2 separate regions of the Homo sapiens genome follow, and region 2 is linked to region 1. Evidence: chromatin contacts called from ENCODE Hi-C or POLR2A ChIA-PET data. All regions are on one chromosome and are shown on one strand. Each heading gives the region's core, a stretch centred on a gene start or an enhancer-like site at or near the end of the contact. The rest is flanking DNA. Distances are from core to core; before and after follow the strand shown.

Evidence for each region. A loop is a pair of places that touch in the nucleus more often than their neighbours do. ChIA-PET counts read pairs that join two places held with the same protein, here RNA polymerase II (POLR2A). Pooled maps may share reads with other maps.
Region 2: a loop to region 1 is called in a map of PC-9, with 2.8 times the contacts of the local background. The contact joins the enhancer-like site here to the promoter of TIMP2 in region 1. A Hi-C loop is called at or near these places in 7 of 168 maps with a recorded cell type or tissue (CD14-positive monocyte, Caco-2, HepG2 and 3 more) and 5 of 50 pooled maps. POLR2A ChIA-PET finds 5 or more read pairs at or near these places in 12 of 52 experiments (A549, AG04449, BJ and 8 more).

What each region holds. Positions count from the first base shown.
Region 1 is chr17:78,924,024-78,929,024 of GRCh38, forward strand. It overlaps TIMP2 (TIMP metallopeptidase inhibitor 2), which reads right to left and starts at 1,364. Exons shown (of 5, transcript NM_003255.5): 1 at 936-1,364. The coding sequence starts at 1,065.
Region 2 is chr17:78,955,534-78,960,523 of GRCh38, forward strand. No RefSeq gene overlaps it. Among named protein-coding and RNA genes, the nearest start is that of LGALS3BP, 22 kb to the right of the region's middle. Within about 2 kb of position 3,104, at least 3 of the 41 ENCODE cell types and tissues checked have a DNase peak (open chromatin) inside an H3K27ac peak, as active enhancers do; they include PC-9, where a contact is called at or near this core.

The sequences.
Region 1 (5,001 bases), core at 114-2,613:
ATGCTGACCAGCACCAGGGCTGCAGAGGCTTGAGGTGCAGGACCAGGGTGGAAACTTCGAGCCAGCGGGTTCCTCCCATTTCTGCTGGTCCTCCCCCTCCATGGATCAGAACAAATAACTGGGCCCCTCCTGCCTCCCTCCATGGCGCCTGTCTTTTGGGGGCTAGGAGTCCGGAGGTCATGGGTATTTGCTGGGGAATCTGAGCAGCAGCACAGTCCCACGTGCCGGGTCCGGTCACCAAAGTCTCCAGCTTTTGTGGACGTCCCGAAAAAGCGGAACATTCGGGGGTCCCGGTCCCTGCCCAGCCAGTTTGCAGGGCCTCCTGGGCAGGGCGCAAGCAAGGAGCCACGCCAGGAGACGCCACCGGCTTTTTCACCTGCCCCTCTGGGCCTGTGGAACCTGCCTCGGGTAGGGCGGGCTTCCATCCCACCCTGGCTTGATCGGGGAGCCCCCAAATGGGGCTGGTGGGAGAAGCCCCAGCAGAGAAGCCCTTCCCCACCCAGCCCCAAGCCCAGAGAAGCCCAACTCCCACCTTATCTGCGAAAGTTTCTTCCTGGGGTCCCCAGTCCTCCAGCCCCCCGCCCCCACGCCGTGTCCCCCACGCTCCCCGCCCCCAGCGCTGGCATCCCAGGGCGCGCCGCCTGCCAAAAGCCAAACTGGCTCCCTTTCCTGGGGCTGGAGCTGCGGCGGAATTTCGGTGGAATTTTGAGGTTGAGACGCATCTCGGCAAAGAGAGGGAAAGAAAGGGAGAGGAGGGAGGGGGGAAAGAAAGTCGGCTCTGGGCGTCCACTTGCAGGATTCGAGAAGGCGCCGAGGGACCAGGAGGCGGGCGCTGGGGTCCCTCGGCCAGCGGCGGGCGGGCGGGGCGTCTGCGAACCCTCGGGGTCGCGGGGGAGGTGGGGCCCCGCGCGGGGGCTGGGGTCGCCGCTCCTTACCTACATCTGCATTGCAAAACGCCTGTTGCGGGTGCACCGGGGAGCAGCTGCAGGCGTCGGCCGGGCGAAGCAGCGTCGCCAGCAGCAGGAGGCCGAGCGCCAGCCGCAGGGTGCGGGCCGCGGCGCCCATGGCGGGCCGGGGGGCTGGGCGGGCGGGGGCCGCCGCTGGGGGGTCCGGGCGCTGCTCGCGGCGGCGGGCTGGGGGCGCGGGCGGGGGCTGAGCCGGGGCCGAGGCGGGCCCCTCCCGCGCGGCTCACCCTCCTCACCTGCCCCGCTCGGCCGCGCAAACTTTCTCTCCTCTTTGTCTCGGGGGCGCGAGGGGAGGGGCGCGGGGCGCAATTCGCCGGGCGGGGCGGCGGGGTGGGGGGCGGCGGGCGAGCGGCGCTGCGGTTCTCGGCGGCCGCGCTGCCTTCTACGGATGTGTTTGCTGCGGGCTTGGGCCGGGCCGCAGTTTTATTGCGCTCGGAGGATTTTCTGCTCCTCCTCCCGGTGGCTGGCGGCCAATGCAGGCTCTGGGCGCTCCCAGCAGCCCCCTCCTCCCCCTCCGCCCGCGCCTCCCCCCAGCCCGCGCTTTTGTTGTGCCCGGCCTGGCACGTCGGGGGCTTCCCGCACCACCTGGCGCCCGCGACCCGCACCCGCGCGGGGGTCCCCGGACGCCCCCAGCCCCCCGACCCCGGTCCCCGCTGCGTGGCCTTCTGCGCCCGGGGTCCCTGACTCAGCGCGGGGGACTCGCGCCCCGTTCTTCCAGGACACCAGGCGACCCACCCGCTACCCTTTCCCCTTCAGCTCGACTCTGGAGGGCTACGCTGCTCCGTCCCCCGCCACCCCGGGGTCCCTTCGAGCCCAGCCTCGGGGCGAGCCAAGGGGTGTCCTTTGGAGCAGGGGCCGTTCCCTGTCGCCACCTCCCCGTTTCTGTGGGCGGGTGGCCTATTGAGAAACTGACAGGATCCCTTTTTCAAATGGAGGCCTTAGAATTTTAAGTGCGCCTGGCCAGTTTAGTTGGGGGGTGGGGGGTGTGGTTACTGTGAACAAAACAGGATTTTATATAAACTGGCCATATTTTTGACCAGCCAACAAGAGACGGGGGTGGGCCCAGGCGCCCAGGAGCCAGTAGGATCGCAGCAGAGGCATTGGCTGGGTTCCGCTCACAGTTTCCTCTCTTAGTCCACAAATGTGGGAGCCGAAGGACTTTTCCCAAAACAGTTTTGTGTTCCAGGAAAGACCCAGGCATATGAAGGGATGAACATGTGTAGGGTGGTGAGGCGGGCTTCCTGGCTGTGAACCTGCCTGTGCCCGGCTGTGGGCACCCACCCTGTACATTTGGTGTGTGCCCCGTGGGGCTCCATGGACACTGCTGCACTCAGGTCAGCACTCCAGCCCTCAGGTCAGCATTCCAGAGTGTTTGCAGTCCAGCTAGGGAGAGGGAAGCCCAGGAAAATGACACAGGAAGAATCAGGGCGGGCACGGTGGCTTGCGCCTGTAATCCCAGCACTTTGGGAGGCCGAGACAGGAGGATCACTTGAGGCCAGGAGTTTGAGACCAGCCTGGCTAGCATTTAGTAGAGACAGTGAAACCCCGTCTCTACTAAAAATACAAAAAATTAGCCGGGCTTGGTGGTGGGCGCCTGTAGTCCCAGCTACTCGGGAGGCTGAGGCAGGAGAATGGCATGAACCCAGGAGGCGGAGCTTGCAGTGAGCCGAGATCATGCCACTGCACTCCAGCCTGGGGGACAGAGCGAGACTCCATCTCAAAAGAAAAAAAAAAAAAAAAAAAGCCCGGGTGCAGTGGCTCATGCCTGTAATCCCAGCACTTTGGGAGGCTGAGGTGGGCGAATCACGAGGTCAGGAGTTCGAGACCAGCCTGGCGGCTAACACGGTGAAACCCCGTCTCTATTAAAAACACAAGAAATTAGCCGGGCGTGGTGGCGCGCGCCTGTAGTCCCAGCTACTCAGGAGGCTGAGGCAGGAGAATCGCTTGAACCCGAGAGGCGGAGGTTGCAGTGAGCCGAGATTGCGCCACTGCACTCCAGCCTGGGCGACAGAGAAAGACTCTTGTTTTTTTTTGTTTTTTTTTTTTTTTTTTTTAAAAAGAATTGCCCACTAAATTGTGCGGTGCTGACTTGAGGTATGAAACTTTGGAAAATAGTGAAAGAATGGAAAAACAGCTTCTTTCTGTTTGTGTATGTTTTGTAACAGACAGTTCTGAGAAAAGTTAAATAAGCAATGCCGTTATTTTTAGCACCCTGACAAATCCAAAGTCACTTTTTTGGTTTTTGTTAGCGTGAAATAGAGTTGGGTCGTTCACAAAATGATGTTTGAAGCTAACGTTTAAAAGTACAGTTAATTCAGAAAATTGTTATGTGCTGGCTGCCTTCAGCCATTTCATCGTTTTCTTTCCTTCTTTTTGGTTACAGGGGGAACAAAATGCTGTTGAACTTGTGTTTCAATTTGTCAGTTCATGATAGAAACAGGTAGCATAGGGGCTCTCGGTCTTTTAGACAAGCTCTACATATAAGTGATCAGGTACATGTTAGGGTGATAAATACCTTAGAGCAGTTGTGGTGCTGACAGCCAAGGGGGTGGGGCCAATGTGGGATGTACCTGGGAGGAAAGGGGGGCCTGGGCTCCAGGGTTGGGGGGCGTGAGACTGGAACTTCCAACCCAAGGCCTCGCACCTGTATCCTGGACTGCCCTCCCCGAAGTCATCCCCACCAGCACACAAACAGGCTGGAATTGCTCCCAGGAAAAGTGAAGCAGAAATCTTGCCAGGTGCAGTGGCTCACGCTTGTAATCCCAACACTTTGGGAAACTAAGGTGGGAGGATCACTTGAGGCCAGGAGTTTGAGACCAGCCTGAGGAACATACTGAGACCCCATCTCTACAAAAAAAAAATTAGCTGGGCGTGATGGCTCACACTTGTAGTCCCAGCTACAGGGAAGCTGCGGTGGGAGGATCGCTTGAGCCTGGGGAAGTTGAGTCTGCAGTGAGCCGAGATCACACCACTGCACTCCAGCCTTGGTGACAGAGTGAGACCCTGTCTCAAAAAAAAAAAAAAAAATCTCTCCCCTCAATTCCCCCACCAGAGAGTACTCTACTTTTCTGTTCCCTCTACCATTATCTCCTCCAAACAGGTCTCTAAACCAGAAGTTTCCAGCTTTCTTTTCCTCCCTTTTCTCTTGGTTCTCTCTCTCTCCCTCCTCCCTCCATCCATCAACAAATACTCATTTGAGTATCTGCTGTAGCCTGGACACCGTCCTAAGAGTGAGACATTCAGCGTCTACAGAACAGAGGAACATCCCTGGAACAGCAGGTGGAAACACGCAAGGCCCCAAGGTTGGACGATGCTGGACCTGGTGGAGCCCATGGTGTGGCGAGGAGTGAGAGGAAGGAGGGCTGAGGCAGGAGGCCAGGAGCAGGGGCTGGGAGGGGACACGGCGGAGGGCAGCCAGGCTACCGGGAGGATGTGCATTTTGTTCTGAGTGAGGTGGGAGCCTTTGGAGGGTTCTGAGCAGAGGGGCAGGATCGGACGCATCCCCTGGAAGGATGGGACTCTGGTGGGTGGCCTGGGTGGGGGCAGGGAGCCCAGTGAAAGGGCAGGTGCTGGAGATGCAGAGACTCCAGAGTCACAAAACCCCTTTCTGGTGCAGTGCCGTGAATGGCTGACCTGCGGCTGCAAAGTCAGATGAAGAGGGGACTGAGGTCTGAGGGCCCAAATGACTCTCCCAAGGGCACAGCAGGGAGGGGAGAGGACAGTCCCAGCAGCCAGGCCTCCCTCGCAGCCCACAGCCCCCAGCTTGCTGACCCAGTCATCTCCCTGCTGCTTGGGGCCCTCAGGGTCTTGGCTCCTGAGCCAGCTTCTGTCTCATTAACCACCCTCCACCTTCTCTTCCAGTTAGGGTCCTCACACTTCAAAATCAAGGAAACTGAGGCCTCAGACCAGGAACCTACTGAAGACAGGGAGTAGACTGGAATCTGGCTCATGGCAGCACAAACCCACTTTTTCTTTCTTTTTTCTTTTTTTTCTTTGTTTGAGAGCCGGGGTCTCACTCTGTCACCCAGCCTGGAGT
Region 2 (4,990 bases), core at 1,854-4,353, 33 kb after region 1:
CTGGGAGGCAGAGGTTGCAGTGAGCTGAGATCGAGCGAGATCGAGCCATTGCACTCCAGCCTGGGCAACAGAGCAAGACTCCGTCTCAAAAACAAAACAAAAGAATGTTCCAGAAAAAGAAGTCATGAGTGCATTACAAGAATGATTTTTTTTTTTTTTTTTGGAGACAAGGTCTTGCTCTGTCCCCAGGCTGGGGTGCAGTGGTGCCGTCTCAGCTCACTGCAGCCTCAACCTCCCTGGGCTCAGGCGATCCTCCTGCCTCAGCCTCCTGAGTAGCTGGGACTACAGGTGCACAACATCATGCCTGGCTAATCTTCGTATTTTTTGTAGAGGTGCGGTTTCACCACATTGCCCAGGTGGGTCTTGAACTCCTGGGCTCAAGCGATCTATGGCCTCCCACAGTGCCTGGCTGAAAAGAACTTCCGACGCCCAGAGCCAGGATTTCTGGGGCTGGGTGATAGGGATGGGGAAGCATCTTTCTTTGTGAAGGGACCACCAGGGGCTGCTGTCGGTCCCTTACGTGGGGTAGCCAACCCTCCCAGTTTGCCCAGGATGGTTTTCTGTCGGTCATGTTAAAGAAAACGATTCAGTGACACTTGTGTGAGGTCAGTGAGGCTGACTCGACTCAGGGCCGTCTCGATAGGCGCAGGGACCATGCAGGGGGAACCTGCCATGGGCAGAGGTCAGGGTCAACTCAGATGCAGCACGGCCAAGTGAATTTCTAGCCAGGGAGCAGGGTGGGGGTCAGAGCGGGGGGAATTACTAAGAGGAAGCAGGGGGTCAGGGGGATTCCGGCTAAACCCACCTAACAGGATTCTTGCTGAAGGCAGGCCGGGGTGACCAGACATCGCCTGAGGGACGGTGGAGGATGGGGGCTTCTTGCTAAACTGACTTCGCAGGAATGGCAGAAACTGGATTTTACAAGGCGGCCTGGAGATGGGGCCCGGGAGAAGGTTTGGGGACCTGAGGCTAAAGCGCCAAGGACTTCGTCTTCACTTCCCCCACCTCTGACTCTGCCCTGGGGTGGTGGAATGACTCACCTGATGGAAAAAACTGGGTGTTGATTTGCTAAAATCCCAAAAGCAGGTCTGCATTTAGAAAGCGCTGGCTCCTTGAGAAGCCTGGCCTGGAACCTGGAGCCCAGGTGGGCTCCTTGAACAGATGATGCCTGAGGGATGTCGCCTGGATGCTGGGAGTGAGCGAGGCAGCAAAACACTGTCTCTTGGCCTGTCCCCAAGTCAAAATCCCACCTTAGGGGGGCCAGCTGCTTTGGGTTAAGGGTGGGGGAGTTGAGAGATGGAGAGGAGCTTAGAAGTCATCAGGGCTCCCCGTTTTAGAGAGAAGAGCCTCGGGGCGGGGGAGAAGGGACTCAGCTCTGGAACTAAGGACTGGACCTCGGGTCCCAAGCCCCAGTCTTAGGAGCTGCTACCTCCTTATTAAAGTGCCAGGGGGCCCTCCAGGACGGGCCCCATCCAACGCCAGCCGTCTCATCTCTGTCCCACTCTGTTAGAAAACACCTCCTTATATTAAGCTAAAATCTGTCTTTTCCACAGTTTCTTTGATGCGGCCTCTTGGATCTTTTTAAGATGCTGTGATCAATGACTCACTCAAATCCTCTCTCACCAATCTCACCACCAGCATCCTCAAATTGACTGAATTTGCTGTCTATTTCTAAGGTCAAATTTGCAGCCACTTCCTGATACCTCCCACGGAGGTTGGCGCTGGTCCTCCATGCAAGGAGGTGACTGCGGCCAAGGGACTCACCAAACGTGGAGGTTTGCCAAAGTTATGTCGAAGAGCCTGGATCTCAAAGTGAGCCGTCTCCCGGGAAACAGCTCGAGACGTTCAGATTCTGAACATCCGCTCCACATGCGGCAGGGGGGCTTGAGAGCTCTCAGCACGTTCATGTGAGAGAAGAAGCCCAGGAGGCCCCCATGGGCTCTGACATCCAGGAGGCTTGCAATGGGAGGATGGGGGTGTGGGAAGGTCCCCCTGGGAGCCAGGACTCCATCCCATGCCCAGCATCCACCTGAATGCCAGCAGGATTCGAATTAGAGAATGCACGTGATGGCAAAACAGCTTGCACTCCCGGAACCCTGAGCAGCCTCCTGTGGGCTGAATTCCGTCCCCCAGAAAGATACATCTGCGTCCTGACCACCAGTACCTGTGGCTGTGACTTTTTTTGGATATAGGGTCTTCGCAGATACAATCAAGGCTCTTGGCCAGGTGTGGTGGCCCACGCCTGTAATCCTAGTACTTTGGGAGGCCAAGGCAGGGGGATCACCTGAGGTCTGGAGTTCGAGACCAGCCTGGCTGACATGGCGAAACCCTGTCTCTACTAAACATATAAAAATTGGCCAGGTGCAGTGGCTCACGCCTATAATCCCAGCACTTTGGGAGGCTGAGGCGGGCGGATCACCTGAGGTCAGGAGTCTGAGACCAGCCTCAACATGGAGAAACCCCATCTCTACTAAAAATACAAAATTAGCCAGGCCTGGTGGTGCATGCCTGTAATCTCAGCTACTCGGGAGGCTGAGGCAGGAGAATCGCTTGAACCTGGGAGGCGGAGTTTGCGGTGAGCCAAGATCGCGCCATTGCACTCCAGCCTGGGCAACAAGAGCAAAACTCCGTCTCAAAAAATAAATAAATAAATAAATAAATACATAATAAAATAAAATAAAAATAAAAATAAAAATTAGCCAGGCGTGGTGGCAGATGCCTGTAATCCTAGTACTTTGGGAGGCTGAGGCAGGCAGATCACTTGAGGTCAGGAGTTCGAGACCAGCCTGGCCAACATGGCGAAAGCCCGTCTGGGAGTTCCCAAGCTGGGAGATAGGGCAGGGACAGAGTCTCCCTTAGAGCCCCCAGAAGGAACCAGCCCTGTAGACCCCTTGACCTCAGACTTCTGGTCTCCAGAGCTGTGAAAAGAAAATTTCTGTTGTTTTAAGCCACCCAGGAAATGTCTGTCCTTTAGGCAGACCCAGGAAACTAATACCAAGCCTCGCATTCCTGTCCCTTCCCAGGAGTCAGGTCTGGACATCATGTAGCCCCCAGGATCTGAGGTGGGCTGGAAAGGCCGGAGACTGGGTCCTGCTTCAGGGGGATTGAGGGGGTCAGAGACACTGGCAAGCTTGGGTGAAGCAGAGATTTGCAGGCTGGCTCCCGGCTGCCCCGACTTAAGCTAGTTCTGATAAGGAAGCAGGGCCGGGCAGCATGACTCAGGCCCCTACTCACCCCACCTGACTCTGGGCAGTGCAGTGATGGCCCAGAGTCCAGCCCTTGGGATGGGCTGACCTGGCCCTCCTGAGACCCCACTCCCACTGCTTGGAATGTTGGATTCTCCCCAGACCATCTATGAACACCGCCCTCCTTTTGTCTTTGGGTCAATACCCTGGCGCACCCCTCCAGCCAGGCTCCAACTCACCTTCCCTCCCTCCTGGCAGTTGTATCTTTCTCTCCATCTCTGCTGTGGTCTGTTTATCTCCTCTCCTCCCATTAGACTCTAAATGAAAACTGTCTCTACTTCTGACACTCAACGTGTGGGCCTTCCTCCCCCATACCGAGTAGTTCTCCAGTTTTTGTTTTTGTTTTCCCCTGTGACAGTGTCTCACTCTTCGCCCAGGCTGGAGCGCAGTGGTCCGATCCTAGCTCACTACAGCTATGCAATCCTCCCACCTCCTGCCACCACACCCCGCTATTTTTTAATTTTTGTACAGATGGGGGTCTCACTATGTTGCCCAGGCTGGTCTCGAGCTCCTGGGCTCAAGATATTCTCCTGCCTTGGTTTCCCACAGTGTTAGGATTATAGGCGTGAGTTCGTTTAATCCTGATACTATCCGGAGTTAGCGCAGACCCCACAGGTTAGGAGCTCAAGACTGCCCGCCACATCAGACCCCGAACATAAGCAGAGGGTCCTCAGGTTGCCCACGTTTCAGTCCAACTTGGCTACAAATTGGAGGCTTCCATGACCCTCTTCTTGGGTTTGGTGATTTGCTATTGGGGGCTCCCATGACCCCCTCCTCAGGTTTGGTGATTTGCTTTTCCTTTTTTTTTTTTTTTTTTTTTTTTTGAGACGGAGTCTCACTCTGTCACCCAGGCTGGAGTGCAGTGGCGTGATCTCGGCTCACTGGAACCTCCGCCTCCTGGGTTCAAGCAATTCTCCTGCCTCAGCCTCCTGAGTAGCTGGGACTACAGTCATGTTGTCCAGCTAATTTTTGTGTTTTTGTAGAGACAGGGTTTCACCATGTTGGCCAGGCTGGTCTTGAACTCCTGACCTCAAGTGATCCGCCCGCCTTGGCCTCCCACAGTGCTGGGATTACAGGCGTGAGCCACCACTCCTGGCCGATGATTCGCTATTGGTGGCTCCCACAGCCTCCTCCTCAGGTTTGGCGATTTGCTATGGAAGGGCTCACAGAACTTTCCTTAGGGCCTCAGGTTGATGATAAAGGATGCCAGAAGGAGACACATAGAGACCAAGGTCCAGAATCCAGGGCAGGCGCTTCTGTCCCCCTGGAGTACGCGTTATGCCAGCCTCCCGGCTCATGGGTTCGTTCATTACCCTGAAGTTCTCTGAACCCTTTCTCTTCAAGCTTTGATGGAAGTTCCACTATGTGAGCATGATTGATGAAATCATCGACAATTGGTAATTGACTCAATCCCTGGCCCTTCCGCCTTCCTGGAAGTCGGGGTGGGGCTGAAAATTTCAACCCACTAATCCCATGGTTGGTTCCTGGGGCAGCAGCCTCCATTTTGAGACTAGCTAGGGACCACCGAGTCACCTCATTAGCATAAGTAGGATGGTGGAAAGGGGTTCCTTATAAGTAACAAAAGGTGCTTCTCTCACCTCTCTCAGAAAATTTCAAGGGTTTTAGGAGCTCTGTGCTGGGAACCCAGGAACCGGGAACAAAGACCAAATAGAATATATATTTCTTGCCAGGCACAGTGGCTCATGCCTGTAATCCCAGCACTTTGGGAGGCTGAGGTGGATGGA